Linked DNA regions of Homo sapiens: region 2 is linked to region 1. The links are chromatin loops, found by intact Hi-C in ENCODE. Cell type or tissue: ovary. All regions are shown on one strand.

Evidence for each region. Peaks named below come from ENCODE experiments on the same cell type or tissue, not always from the same donor. Only the 100,000 strongest peaks of a DNase experiment are listed, where the experiment ranks them.
Region 2: it touches region 1 in a loop (2.8-fold over the local background); 100 of 110 quality-filtered maps call a loop at or near these places.

What each region holds. Positions count from the first base shown.
Region 1 is chr4:102,616,421-102,624,420 of GRCh38, forward strand. It overlaps NFKB1 (nuclear factor kappa B subunit 1), which reads left to right. Exons shown (of 24, transcript NM_003998.4): 24 at 14-882. The coding sequence ends at 174. It overlaps LOC105377347 (a long non-coding RNA gene), which reads right to left and starts at 4,682. Exons shown (of 2, transcript XR_007058205.1): 1 at 4,621-4,682. In ovary, a CTCF peak has its summit at 4,407 (motif pointing right); a DNase peak (open chromatin) is centred at 4,336.
Region 2 is chr4:103,004,618-103,012,617 of GRCh38, forward strand. The region is part of intron 1 of SLC9B1 (solute carrier family 9 member B1); the gene reads right to left. Among named protein-coding and RNA genes, the nearest start is that of SLC9B1, 11 kb to the right of the region's middle. In ovary, a CTCF peak has its summit at 4,701 (motif pointing left); no DNase peak of the experiment used is centred here; H3K27ac peaks cover 1,162 bases.

The DNA of each region.
Region 1 (8,000 bases):
TTTCTCCCCTCAGACGAGCTCCGAGACAGTGACAGTGTCTGCGACAGCGGCGTGGAGACATCCTTCCGCAAACTCAGCTTTACCGAGTCTCTGACCAGTGGTGCCTCACTGCTAACTCTCAACAAAATGCCCCATGATTATGGGCAGGAAGGACCTCTAGAAGGCAAAATTTAGCCTGCTGACAATTTCCCACACCGTGTAAACCAAAGCCCTAAAATTCCACTGCGTTGTCCACAAGACAGAAGCTGAAGTGCATCCAAAGGTGCTCAGAGAGCCGGCCCGCCTGAATCATTCTCGATTTAACTCGAGACCTTTTCAACTTGGCTTCCTTTCTTGGTTCATAAATGAATTTTAGTTTGGTTCACTTACAGATAGTATCTAGCAATCACAACACTGGCTGAGCGGATGCATCTGGGGATGAGGTTGCTTACTAAGCTTTGCCAGCTGCTGCTGGATCACAGCTGCTTTCTGTTGTCATTGCTGTTGTCCCTCTGCTACGTTCCTATTGTCATTAAAGGTATCACGGTCGCCACCTGGCATTCCTTCTGACCACAGCATCATTTTGCATTCAAATTAAGGGTTAAGAAAAGAGATATTTTAAAATGAGAGTCACTTGATGTGCCATTTTAAAAAAAAAGGCATATTGCTTTTTCTAATGTGGTTATTTCTCTGATTTGCAAAAAAAAAAAAAAAAAAAATACTTGTCAATATTTAAACATGGTTACAATCATTGCTGAAAATGGTATTTTCCCCCTTTTCTGCATTTTGCTATTGTAAATATGTTTTTTAGATCAAATACTTTAAAGGAAAAAATGTTGGATTTATAAATGCTATTTTTTATTTTACTTTTATAATAAAAGGAAAAGCAAATTGATGACCTCACCTTGTTTGATCTGTGCAAATACTTTTCTAAGATGCTTCCTTATAATCATGGGATCATTCCGTATAGCCTGGTTATCACATTCACATTGCCTATTAGAGTCAATTTTTTAATCTAGAAATGAACAAATAATTATCAAAAGGAAAGTGTTTTAACCTAAGATGAAAGCTTTGGATTTGCCTAATCCTTACCCAGCTCATCTTATTTAGATTGTGCCACCTCACTTTCCTCCATCTCATGCAATGCTACACCTCTTCAATGTCTTCTCCACACCTCTGTGATAAAGTATTAAGATTTCCATATACCAGAGGGCCCTGGACTAGGAGCCTTCCAGCATGAAGCTTTGCTGAACAACAGGTGCTGGAGAGGATGTGGAGAAACAGGAACACTTTTACACTGTTGGTGGGACTGTAAACTAGTTCAACCATTGTGGAAGTCAGTGTGGCGATTCCTCAGGGATCTAGAACTGGAAATACCATTTGACCCAGCCATCCCATTACTGGGTATATACCCAAAGGACTATAAATCATGCTGCTATAAAGACACATGCACACGTATGTTTATTGCGGCATTATTCACAATAGCAAAGACTTGGAACCAACCCAAATGTCCAACAATGATAGACTGGATTAAGAAAATGTGGCACATATACACCATGGAATGCTATGCAGCCATAAAAAATGATGAGTTCATGTCCTTTGTAGGGACATGGATGAAATTGGAAATCATTCTCAGTAAACTATCGCAAGAACAAAAAACCAAACACCGCATATTCTCACTCATAGGTGGGAATTGAACAATGAGCTCACATGGACACAGGAAGGGGAATATCACACTCTGGGGACTGTTGTGGGGTGGGGGGGGAGGGGGGAGGGATAGCATCGGGAGATATACCTAATGCTAGATGACGAGTTGGTGGGTGCAGCGCACCAGCATAGCACATGTATACGTATGTAACTAACCTGCACAATGTGCACATGTACCCTAAAACTTAAAGTATAATAAAAAAAAAAGTTGGGAATATGGAAGAGGAAAAAAAATCAGTTTTTGAGCGAGGTACTATTGTCGACATTGTGATGCACAACCAGGATTCCCCTTTGACAAAGGACTATTCTGCTGGTGGTGCACTCTAGCTGTCAGCTTTCTCATGGAATGCTGCCGGGAGCTGTGTCTTCCTAGGCCACATCCATTTCCACAATGGCACCCATGCAACATTGATCAATGTGGACATATGAATAAGCCTGTCCAACCAGGGACAACACTGAAGGGCTGTTGAAGCTTCAGGGTTCCCATTAGAGAGGCTGAGGCTGCATTGCACTCAACTTCTCCCTCTGCCCATCCTGCTTACTCTCTCACCCTTCCATAGCTGTTGAGCTTGAAGGCACTCCAGAAAAACATTTAACATAAATTTCCAACTCAGAGTCAGTCTCCCCGAGAACCTTGCCTGCACAAGGTGCTTGGAACCATGCAGAACAATTTTGCGCAACACATTGAGCCATTAATCTTGAAAAACAACCCAACTTATAAAGAAGGAAATTGAGGCTTAAAGTAGACCATAGCTAAGCTGCTTCTGAGTTTACACCCAGCTCTGTCTAGCTCCAGAGCTCATGATGGGATATTATCCTGATGAGAAGGCAGATAAAAATCATTTGAGTCCAGAAGTAGGCTCCAAAATATATAGGAATTTAGTATATGATACAGTAAAATTTCAAATCAATGAGAAAAAGATGATTACTCAATGTATTAGTCTGATAAATGCTGATAAAGACATACCCGAGACTGGGTAATTTATAAAGAAAAAGAGGTTCAATAGACTCACAATTCGACGTGTTTGGGGAGGTCTCACAATCACGGCGGAAGGTGAAAGACACATCTTACATGGCATCAGGCAAAAAGAAAATGAGAGACAAGCGAAAGGGGTTTCCCCTTACAAAACCATCAGATCTCATGAGACTTACTACTACGAGAACAGTATGGAGGAAACTGCCCTCATGATTCAATTATCTCCCACCAGGTCCCTCCCACAACACGTGGGAATTGTGGAAGCTATAATTCAAGATGAGATTTGAGTGGGGACACAGCCAAACCATATCACTCAATCAACAGAGGTCCCAACCGGCTAATCACTTAAAAACAATCCATCTGAACACCTGCCTCCCTCCTTTCATCAAAATAATTTCCAAATATATCAAAAATTAAGCCATAAAAATATTAGAAGTACTAGACGTCATTGATTGATAAATAATCTTGATATAGGGAAGGCTTTTCTAAGCAAAACTTTTCACTGGTATAAAAGCAGTTTAGGTTCTTCATTTTACAGCACCTCCCAAATAAATAGAATCTCAAGGAGAATCCTACTTATGTTTTCTATTACATTGCCATTTCTCCACCCCTACCCAGCCCCTACCCAGCCCCACTGTAAAGTGAAAAAATACAGCTCTGATTTTCCTCAATTCTTAATTTTCCAACAAGCAGCCCATGCCTCCACACCTCTGCGGGTTCCTTTCTGTGGCAGATCATTGTTTTCCAGCTGGCCACTACAAAGCCTCCTGACCTACAACATGAGGCTGACACTCCTCCCACTGAGGGGAGGGGCCTGGGTTCCTTCTCTGAGAATCTAAGCAAAAGTGACAAGGACGGAGGAGATGCTAAGTGACTTCCAAGGTTAAGTCATAAAATGGAATACAACTTCTACCCCCATCGTGCTGTGCCCTCTGTCTTAGAAGCTGGTCATTGTGTTCTGAGGGAGCCAAGTGGCCACATGGAGGAACCAAGTGCAGGTGTTCAGTCCACAGACTTACTGAGGCCCTGGCTGATGCCAGCATCAACCAAGAGATGTGTAAGGGAGTGAAGCTTTCAGAAGATTCCAGCCCTCAGCCATTGAGTCACCCCATCTAGCCCTCAAACTGCCTCAGCTGATGCCACCATCAACCAAGAGATGTGTAAGGGAGTGAAGCTTTCAGAAGATTCCAGCCCTCAGCCATTGAGTCACCCCATCTAGCCCTCAAACTGCCTCAGCTGATGCCACCATCAACCAAGAGATGTGTAAGGGAGTGAAGCTTTCAGAAGATTCCAGCCCTCAGCCATTGAGTCACCCCATCTAGCCCTCAAACTGCCTCAGCTGATGCTGCCCAGAATAGAGACAAGCTGTTCTGCAGAGCCCTGCCCACATTGCAGATTCGTGAGCAAATTAAATAATGGTTGAGGTTTTAAGCCTTAAGTGTGGAGTGGATTGTCACCATGCTCCAGGCTTCCAACTTGACAGCTCACCTACCAGAAGTTCACTTGAAGTGAAGCTGACTTGAGGAGGAGGAACAACTAAGCAACTCATGCCAAGATAGAAAAATCACATTCCCCTTCTTTCATAAGAAGCCCCATTTCTCTTCTGTCCCAAAAACTTACTCTTCCTCCCAGATCTCAGTGCTGGCCTGAACCTCTGTGTGGTGCTGCAACAGCAAGGCCACCAGTGCTGTCTGGGTCTCTGTGAAAGTATCTTTCATATTGTACCAGCAGATGGAGATAAACCAAAAGGAATGCAGGAGATCAGGTGGAAAGCTATAATGGGCCTGAAATAAACCTTCCCAGAAAGCTTGTGTCACAGCAGGAGGCCATTTAAAAATAGCTTCCTCAGAACTTCAGTCATTTTTGAGGTTTCTATACTCTGCAGGCATAACCCAGACTTTTTCAGGATCAGCGGTCTTTCTTTTCAGCAGAACGAAGCCCTGCTGCTGCTCATTTACCTATCTGCGTCTTCTGAAGTAGCTGAATGTGGCACAGACGTTCCTGGTCACCACTATGGAATGCAGCTGCACAAACTGGACTTTGTACATTTTAACAGGAAAAAAGGAGGAGGGGAAAGATCCAGCCAGCATGGAGCATTTATTACATGCCAGCCCTTTTGGATTAATAATTTCTAATGATAATTCTCAAGACACCCCTATTAGGTATATATTTAACCCCAGTTTATAAAAAGGAAATGAATGATCTGAAGTTATTAAATAACTCGCCCCAGATTCAAATGCCGGCCCATCTGATTCCAAAGACTATTCTTTAGTGAGGTTTGCAGTCCTTTGACAAAAACATGCTTTATTTAAAAGAGAAAGAAAAATGCATACAGTCCTGTACAAAGATGATGGAGTCGTCACGTACCCAACCAAAATGCAAAATGAACCCAAAGTATAACTAAGAGGACATATTGCTTGGAGACTTGATTTTCCCCCTAATAAAAGGCAAGGATGCCTTAAATATGAATTATTCATTGACTGGAAGTTATTGCATTTCTTTCAGCCTCCTATTTTGTGCTTTTGGGGGAAATTCTGTTTCTGACTTGTGCTTCCCCAGGGAATGGACATGGGAGGCACAGGAGTCAAAAGAGGATGAAACTAAAATTCTGTTTATTTTCTTGAAGATCACAGAACTTGGGGTTGGTTAAGATCTTAAAGATCACCTTCCTAAACTATCCAAGTTTTTCTGAATGCCTACAAAGTGAGAGTGTCTCTTCTCCATTGGCCTCACTGTGGCTGGCTGCTTCATGTAAATACCAATCCTAGAGACTACAAGTTCCTGTCCATTGGTTTTCCAGGTTTGTCATTTGGTTTTGGAATTGGGGGAGACACTGAGGAGAGGCTTGAAATTAAATGGATCTCCTTCAATTACCATGGATTTCATTATGTCCACAATAGCCTTTTTCTGTTACCCTGGACAAATGAATAGTTCCACAAGTTGTTCAAGCTTCTTAAGATGAAAGGGAGGAAGGGGCTGAGATAGCATCATCTTACTTCTGTCAACTAGCTTTTCCACGTTGATACCTCTTTCCAAAGTGATTATTTCATTGAACTATCACAAGAGTCTTCAAAGAATAAAGATATGTGTTCAATCAAGATTTCTTGGGCATCTGTTGCTTGCCAGGCACTACAATGGGTGGTCATGGGGAAACTGAGACACATGAGAGGCATGACTGCAGGATCACTTGACTCCAGTAACAACACTGCAGCAGGGTCAGGGGTGAGTAGTGTCTCTCTTCCACTTAGCCACACATGGATCCAGGCTGACAGTCATTCTTCCTCCAACGCTTGGCTCCTAAGGTCTTGCTAGGGGCGATAGCCCCAGTCAGCCAGGAGAAAAATGTTGAGAGAAGTATGTGAGGGAGTTTTGAATGTGTCACCTCCTCTCATGTTGTGCTGGAGAAAAACTTCAGTCCCTTGGTCACACTAAGAGCAGTGAAGATAGAAGGGTGGTCTACTTCTGTTCCCAGTATTAAGAGAGCTGTTGATTTTGGAACAGGTCACAGCCTTTGGCACAGGTAATAATCCCTTCACTGAGGGAGGCTGAGCCATAAGGTTCTTTCTAGTTGCAACTTGTATGCAGATATTCACTCTGAAAGTCACCTGCAATCATGGTAAATGGCCATCACTAAAGGCAAGATCATTTCGTAGGATTAAGCATGAAGATTGCATTGTAAGCACAAAGTCACAGTTTTTCTTAAGGAAATCCTCAGAGATGATCAAGGATATGAGGGCAGGTAGGCTGGGGAAGAGGTATAGCAGCTATATCTTGTTGCCCTCGCACTGATTCACAGAGATCTCTGCTCTCCAACCTCTATGCTCCGTAGTTCCTTAAACGCTGCACAAGAAGTCCTGGGCTTGTAGACACCACAGTTAGCGTTCAAGAGGCCCTGGCCCTTTAAGATCCTACCCAAAAGAAAGGGACAAGCAAGTTTATCTTAGTTGTGTTCTGCAGAAAGCTGGAAAGACCTTGGCTCCCATTTTCTCAGATAAATTGGAAAGGAGCAGAAATTGGTTCTTGTGGAAATAATATTCTCTTCAGGCCAGAAGGATAGCAGATGAAACAAATTCTTGAAAACTTTTCTCCCAGGATTCCTTCTTGGGATCCAGGAAGCAGAGCTGGTGATGAAGATAGTGAGATGGAACCCTGAGGACTATGTTGGGGACACATCAGATCAGGGAAGGCTGTAAGTCGATGCCCAGTAGCAGACAACCAGGTTACTAGGTCTGTTCCCTGGCGAAAAGAGATCGATATTTTCTTCATTTCAAAACTGTTTCGCAGTTCCCTTTTTCCTTTTCCTAAAGCAATAATGCACAACTTATTTTTTGGCTTTAAAAAATTGAATGAAAAACTTCATGTCGTGGGTTTTTTTTTTTTTTACATTTCCAGCATCCCTTTTTATCACCTTATTCAAATGCAAATGTTCAAAAGTCTTTTGAAATAATTTTTTTCTGTAATTTTGAAAAAAATTCGCAAAATAAAAAACTTTAAATGTAAATGTTTTCATTTAGAAAATATTTTCAAGTACTGACTGTCATAGCAGCCTGAGAGGTGAACAGGGAGGGGTTTGAATTCCTGCCATTGTCCACAGGACAGAGTTGCTGATGTGCTGGAAGGCCCCTGGTCTAATGTAAAGAGCAAAGGCTGGGCCGGGACTCAGTCTTCAATCCCCATACTGTGCTCCTTGGCTTCACGCTGCAGCAGTGCGTCACGGAACACACAACTGTTTCAAAGGGGTGGGTCATGCCCAGGAAAGGGAAGAAGCTTGCCAACAGGGGGCTCTGAAGTATTATCCAAGGGTGGCCAAACAGCAGGAAGCCAGCATTCCCTCAACAAATGAACTCAGCTCCAGCACACATGATGCTTGGCACCGGTCCCCAAGAACAGGCCCAGGAAGAGGCCTTGAGTCCATGCTGACTTTCTTCCTCCTACCCACTCCTTCCAGCCCCACTCCTTTTGCTTTGGGGCCCTCAGAAGCTTTTTTTCTCCACCACTTGCTTCTTTCTGCCACTTCTTTGTGTCCCTTCACCTTCCCTCAACAATTCAAGCCAGGACCCCCAAAAAGCTATCCATGGGCCACCCACATTAATGCAGAATCCTGCCTCCCAGCTGAAGCAAAGCCTGGCCTAGGGAGGCCAAAGGGATCAGAAATGACATCCCCGTAAAGACCCATCGTAATCCCACAGACAGGTCCTGCTACAGGAGCAGGGCTGCCAAAAAGCAACATTCTTGTTCTCTTCCTTTAGGTCCTGAAGCTCCTGCCCCTCCACCACTGCTGCCAGCGACCACAGTAGCAGGGGGAATTTTACCTCCCCAGTATATGGAGACCATATAT
Region 2 (8,000 bases), 390 kb after region 1:
AAAACACAAAGCAATCAGATTCTCCAAGGTCGAAATGAAAGAAAAAAGCATTAAAGGCAGCTAGAGAAAAGAGGCAGGTCATCTACAAATGGAACCCCATTAGGCTAAGAGTGGACCTTTCAGCAGAAACTCTACAAGCCAGAAAAGATTGAGGGGCCTATATTCAGCATTCTTAAAGAAAAGAAATTTCAACCAAGAATTTCTTATCTAGTTAAAAGAGGCTTCATAAGCAGAGGAGAAATAAGATCCTTTCAGACAAACAAATGCTAAGGGAATTTGTTACCACCAGATGTGCCTTACAAGAGGTCCTGAAGGGAGTGCTAAACATAGAAATTAAAGACTGTTACCAGCCACCACAAAAACACACTTAAATACATAGACCATTGACACTATAAAGTAGAAACTACACAATCAAATCTTCATAATAAACAGCTAGCAACATGATGACAGAATTAAATTTGCATATATCAAAGTATCAACTTTGAATGTAAATGAGCCAAATGCCCCAATTAAAAGGCACAGAATGGCAAGTTGGATAAAGAAGCAAGACCCAACAATATACTGTCTTCAAAAGACTCATCTCACATGCAATGATAACTATAAGCTCAAAGTAAAGGAATAGAGAAAAATCTACCAAGCAAATTAAAAAAAAAAAAAAAACCAGAAAAAAGCAGGGGTTACTGTTCTAATTTCAGACAAAACAGACTTTAAACAAACAGTGATGAAAAAAGATGACAAAGAAGGACATTACATAATGGTAAAGGGTTCAGTTCAACAAGAAGACCTAACTACCCTAAATATATATATGAACCCACCACAGAAGCAAACAGATTCATAAAATAAGTTCTTAAAGACCTATGAAGAAACTTAGATAACCACATACAAGCAGTGGGAAGTTTAAACATCCCATTGACAGTACTAGACAGATCACTGAGGCAGAAAACTGACAAAGATATTTGGGACCTGCACTCAACACTTGATCAATGAACCTAACAGACTTTTACACAACTTGCCACCCCAAAACAATAGAATATACATTATTCTCATCTGCACATGGCACATACTGTAAATTGGCCACATGATCAGCCATAAAACAATTCTCAGCAAATTTAAAAAAACTGAACCACACTCTTAGACCACAGTGCAGTAACAATAGAAATAAATACTAAAAAGAACTCTCAAAACCATAGAGTTACATAGAAATTAAGCAACCTGTTTCCTGAATGACTTTTGGGTAAACAATAAAATTAAGTCAGAAATTAAGAAATTCTTTGAAACTATTGAGAACAAAGATACAATATAACAGAATCTCTGAGACAGGGCTAAAGCATGCTAAGAGAAAAGTTTATAGCACTAAATGCCCCCATATAAAAGTTAGAAAGATCTCAAATTAACAACCTATCCTTACGGCTAGAAGAAATAGAAAAACAAGAGCAAACCAACCCCAAGGTTAGCAGAAGAAAAGAAATAACCAAAATTACACCTGAACTGAATGAAATTGGGACATGACAAGCAATACAAAAAGATCAAGGAATCCAGGAGTTGGTTTTTTGAAAGAATAAATAAGATTATTTAAAGAATAAATAAGATTATAAATAAGAACAAATAAGATTATTTGAAAGAATAAATAAGACCACAGCTAGACTAACAAAGAAAAAAAGAGAGAACATCCCAATAAACACAATTGGAAATGACAAAGGGACATTACCCCAGAGAAATACAAAAAATCCTCAGACTATTATGAACACCTCTATGCAAACAAATTAGAATAACTACAAGAAATGGGTAAATTTCTGGAAACGTACAACCTCCCAAGATTGAACCAGGAAGAAATTAAAATCCTGAACAGACAAATAATGAATTCTGAAATTGAATCAGTAATAAAAAGGTTACCAACTAGAAAAAGCCCAGGACCAGAATGATTCACAGCCAAATTCTGCCAGATATATAACGAAGACCTGGTAGCATTCCTACTGAAAATATTCCAAAAAATTGAAGAGGAAGAACTCCCCAAGTCATTCTATGAGGATAGCATCATCCTGATACCCAAACCTGGCAGAGACACAATAAAAAAGAAAAAGGCCAATATCCTTGATGAACACTGATGCAAAAATCCTCAGCAAAATACTAGCAAATGGAATTCAGCAGCACATGAAAAAGCTAATCCATCACGATCAAGTAGACTTTATCCCTGGCATGCAAAGTTGGTTCAACATATGTACCAATAATTGTGATTCATCACATAATTAGAACTAAACCCCAAAACCATATAATAATCTCGATACAGAAATGGCTTTTAATAAAATTCAGCATAACTTCATGTTAAAAGCCTTCAACAAATAGGCATGAAGGAATATATCTTAAAATAATGTCGTTTATGACAAACCCATAGCCAACATCACACTGAACAGGCAAAAGCTGGAAGTATTACCCTTGAAAACCAGAGCAAGTCGAGGATGCCCTCTTTCAACACTCCTATTCAACATAATACTGGAAGTTCTAGCCAGAACAATCAGGCAGGAGAAAGAAAGAAAAGGCATCCAAGTAGGAAGAGAGGAAGTCAAACAATCTCTGTCTGTAGATGATATGATTCTACACCTAGAAAACCCCATAGTCTCTGCCCAAAAGCTCCTAGATATAAAAAACTACAGAAAATTTTCAGGATACAAAATCAATGTACCAAAATCAGTAGCATTTCTATACACCAACAAGTCCAAGCTGTGAGCCAAATCAAGAACAAGATTCCATATACAACAGCCACAAAAAGAAAATACCCTAGGAATACAGCTAACCAGGGAAGTGAAGGATCTCTACAATGAGAATTACAAAACACTGCTGAAAGAAATCAGATATGACACAAAGGGAAAAACATTTCATGCTACAGTATCTTGGCATCACTATAAATGCATAACAGCCTTGAAATCAGAAATATACTGGTTGTATGATCTTGGGTAATTTACAATCTCTTGTCATCTTTTTTTTTTTTTTTTTTTTTTCTGGAGAGATGGGTTCTCACTCTGTCTGTCACCCAGGCTGGAGTGCGGTGGTGTGATCATGGCTCACTGCAGTCTCCAACTCCCCAGCTCAAGTGATCCTCCCACCTCAGCCTCCCAAGTAGCTGGGACTACAGACATGTCATGTCTGGTTAATTTTTTGTAGGGACGGGGTCTCCCTATGTTGCCCAGGCTGGTCTTGAACTCCTGGGCTCAAGTGATCCTCCTGCCTTGGCCTCCCAAATCTCATCAGCTTTTATTGGGCATAGTACTATCTGTTTTTCTTCATATTCACAGCTAGGGAAAGCAGAATCACATTTGAGGACAGACACCCAAATATGAGTTGACTGGATAAGTTTATTAGAAATTATGGCCTGCTTTTTGTACTAACAAAAATAAGACTTCTTACTGGTTTATATTCCAGTGTCTTACATATAAATGATCAGCTCAGTTTAAAAAATTTTTATGCTTTACTTATTTCAATAAGCTTCTTAAAATCCTTTTCGGAATGAGGTAGATATAAGTACATACATAAACACACATATATACATATCTTGCTATTATGGGAATTAAGTGAGATGTTTGTACAACTTATAGCAAAAGCTATGGTATTTAAAACTTATTAGAAGTCTGTACTGCTGTTATATTGCTAGGCTTTGCTTTCAAAATAGTGAAAAATTTTGATGGATTTAGAAGTTCCATTTTCACCTTGGTTTTTTAGAATGTCTGTTTGATTATATATTAATAATGGACACAGTGTGGTATTGTAAAAAGAACTGGGCAATCTAAGTTCTCTGTTTTTCATTTGCTACTTTTTTTTTTTTTTTTGACAGAATCTCACCGCCCAGGATGGAGTGCAGTGGTGCGATCTGGGTTCACTGCAACCTCCGCCTCCCGAGTAGCTGGGACTACCGACGTGAGTCACTGTGTCCGTCTAGTTTTTTTATTTTTTGGAAGAGATGGGGTTTCACCATGGTGGCCAGAATGGTCTAAAACTCCTGATCTCAAGTGGTCCGCCAGCCTCAGCCTTCCAAAGTGCTGGGATTACAGGCATGAGACATCGCACCTGACCCTGATACATCATATTGAGTAAATTTCTTGTCATTTCATCTCTCTGCTCGATTCCAAACCTATAAAGTGACGTAGGGAGTGAGGATCTTAGATGATCTAAGGGCTTTAACAGTTTCTTTTTTTTTTTTTTTTTTTTGAGACGGAGTCTCGCTCTGTAGCCCAGGCGGGAGTGCAGTGGCGCAATCTCGACTCACGGCAACCTCCGCCTCCCGGGTTCAAGCGATTCTCCTGCCTCAGTCTCCCGAGCAGCTGGGACTACGGGCGCGTGCCACCACGTCTGGCTAATTTTTTGTATTTTTAGTAGAGACGGGTTTCACCGTGTTAGCCAGGATGGTTTTGATCTCCTGACCTCGTGATCCGCCCACCTTGGCCTCCCAAAGTACTGGGATTACAGGTGTGAGCCACTGCGCCTGGCCAGGCTTTAACAGTTTTAAGTCTATGATTCTATTATCTGAGGGGCATACCAAGAAATAGGCTGAAAGAATAGCAATACGTACTTCTTGGGAACTTCATTTCTTAAATACCATGTATGTGCATATGTATCACTTAATATAAACAACTTGTCTTTCCTTGGTGTGTCCATACACAATACTATGGGTTTATGCTTTTGGAGCAATGTTGTGCAACAGTGACATCTAGTGACTACATATCACAGATCATTCAGCAAAACTTTATGGCCAACTTGTACTCTTCTAAATGTGGATGATTTACTTTGTAGCCCAGCTAAATACTTTTAAATAATTCCTCACCTCTCTCCTCTAAAGAAAGGTATGCCAATTAAATTTGACAACAGCATTAATAATTGGCTAAATAAGAACTGAAATTTCCTTTAAAAATCATAATGTATATGGAATTCAGTATAAATTATTCTAAATGAGACTGCAGCTCTTTTCCTTCCACTGAGAGTGGCAAAGCTGGGATTTTCAATTCCAGTGTGTTTAAATATAGTCTATTCTCTTATCTACTATGCATTGCTGACATGTAGTAGGCATTTAACACATACTTATTCAATTAATGTTAGGTAAAACATATGCATCAACAGTTGTGAGTATGTATTGCTTTGGAATCTTTGGAACTATTGCTGCCTTTCAAACAAAGAACTCTTCTTGAGGTCAGATAAAAGATTAACACAATTATAAACAACCACAGTATACATCTTTCTGAACAAATGAATTTGAGACCTACATGCATGCATAACAGAATACTCTTTATAAAAGGCATTCAAACTAGGTCAGTATTTTTTTTAAGATAATGACTACCTAGTATTATTATTTAATCAGGACAATACAAATCTGGGCTAAACTTCTACTACTATAATTCAAATTGACTGTCATTGTTAAAATTCCTAATAGTATTTAGGATTTGATCTCATTAGTCAGATAGTACCTTGATTTTAAACCGTTTTCGGGTGCCTAGATCTTGTTGCCACAATAAAGTGACACGGTGTCTGTCTTAGGTCATTTTGTATGCTGTAACAGAATACCACAGATTGGATAATTTATAATGAAAAAAATTTCTTTCTCATAGTTCTGGAGGCTGAGAAGTTCAAGATCAAGGCACCCCAGCATCTTGAGAGGGCCTTCTTGTTCCATTCTCTGGAGGGGAGGGAGTCTATGTCCTCCTCACATGGCAGAAGGTATAAGGGTAAGGGACGCAAATGGGTGGCAGAACTTGTCCTTTTATAATGAAATTAACCTCACCCATGTGGGCACAGCCCTCAAGGCCTAATAACCTCTTAAAGGTCCCACCTCTTGATACTGTTACAATCAACATGAGTTTTGGAGGGGACAAACATTCAAACCATAGTAGTGTCTTAGTCTATTTGTGTTGCTTTAACAAAATCCTCAAGATTGGGTAATTTATAAATAACAAAAATTTATTTTGTCACAGTTCTGGAGGCTGGAAAATCCAAGATCAAAGTGCTGACAGATTTGGCATCTGGTAAAAGCTCAGATCTCTGCTTCCAAAATGGTGCCTTGAATGCTGCATCTTCTGGAGGAAATAAATGCTGTATCTTTACATGTTGGAAGAGACAGAAGGGCGAAAAGGGGCTAGCTAGCTCCCTCCACTTATTTTATAAGGGCATTAATCCATTTATGAGGGCAGAGCCCTCATGACCTAGTCACCTCCTAAAGGCCCCAGCTCTTAATACTGTTGCATTGGGGATTAAGTTTCAACATGAAATTGGAGGGACACAAACATTCAAACCATAGCATTTTGCCCCTTCCCCCACAACAAATTCATGTCTTTCTCACATATAAAACACACTTGTTCCATCCCAGTAGCTCCAAAAGTCTTAACTGTTTCCGATACCAACTCAAAAGTCCAGAGTCCAGAGTCTCATCTAAATCAGATATGGGTGAGACTCAAGGTTTGATTCATCCTGAGGCAAATTGCTCTCCAGCTGTAAGCCTATGATATCAAGCAAGTTATATCATTCTAAAATACAATAGTGGGACAGACAGAGGAAAGATAGATATTCCCTTTTCAAAAGGGAGGAAATAGAAAAGGAGAAAGGGGTAATAAGTTCCAAGTAAGTCCCAAACCCAGCAAGGCAAACAACATTAAATCTTGAGACTTGAGAATAATCTTCTTTGACTCCATGTCCTGCCTTCTGCATACAATGGGGAAGGGGTTGAGCCCCCATGTCTCCTGGGAGCCTTGCCTGCATGGCTTTAGGGGGAGCAGACCATGCACCAGTTCTCACATGTTGGCATCACATGCCTGTCGCTCTCCCAGGCAGGAATTGCACACTGGTATCTCTAGTGGCCTACAGTCTTGGTGGTGGCTCTGCCCCCATAGCTCCACTAGGCATTGCTCTTATGGGGGCTCTCTGCGGTATCCCTGACTCCACAGCTCTTGTAGGCACTGCCCTAGTGGTGACTCTCTGTGCTGACCTCACACCTCTGGCAGTTCTGTGCCTGGGCCCCAAGGTTCTCTGTGACCTCCTTTGAAATCTATGCGGAGATAGCCATGACTACAGACTTAGCACCACATGGGCACCACCAAGGTTTACTGTTTATACTCTCTGACACTGCACCTGGGCCTGCTTGAGCCACAGCTGGTGTGGCTAAGGAATGCTGAGCCACATGTGTGGAGCAGAAAGTTGACGTGGCCCTAGGCAGCAAGCCCTGAGTTCCCATGGACACCCTGGGCCCCTCCCTTGAAACTGTTCTGCCCTGAAGGCCCTGGCACTCTGAGCCTGTGATAAGAGTGGTAGCCTCAAAGATCTCTGAAATACCTTCAGGGCCACTCCTCCACTGACTTGATGAATAACATCTGGCTTCCTTCCATCCATACTAATCTGCTTATCAAACATGCACTTGGCCATATTCTTGGTATTCTCTCCTGAACTCAGTCTTTACAACCTGGTTAGGCTGAAAAATTTCCAATTCTTTAAGTTCTGCTTCCTTTTTGATTATAAATTCCATCTTGAATTAATTTTTCTCTTTTTGTCCAGTATCATAAACAGTCAAGAGAAGCATGTAGCACCCTCAGCATTTTGTTTAGGTATTTCTTCCCCTAAATATCCTATTTCATTGCTCACAGGTTCTGCCTTTCACAAAGCATTAGGACACAGGTGGAATTCAGCCAAGTTCTTTGCTACTTTATAACAAGGATGACCTTTCCTCCAGTTTCTAGTAAGACATTCTTTATTTCCACTGAAGAACTCATCAGAATGGTCTTTACTCTCCACATTTCTACCAGCCTTCTGATCATGATTAACTTAGATAATCTCTAAGAACATGAAGGCTCTTTATACAGCTCTCCTCGTCTTCTGAACCTTCATCAGAATTGCCCTTAATGCTCTGTTCATGGTAATCTAGACTTTTTCTAGGAGGCACTTCACAACTGTTCTAGCTTTTATTCACTACTAGCTACAAAGCTGCTTTTACAATAATAGGCATTTGTTATAGGAACACTCCACTTCTTAGT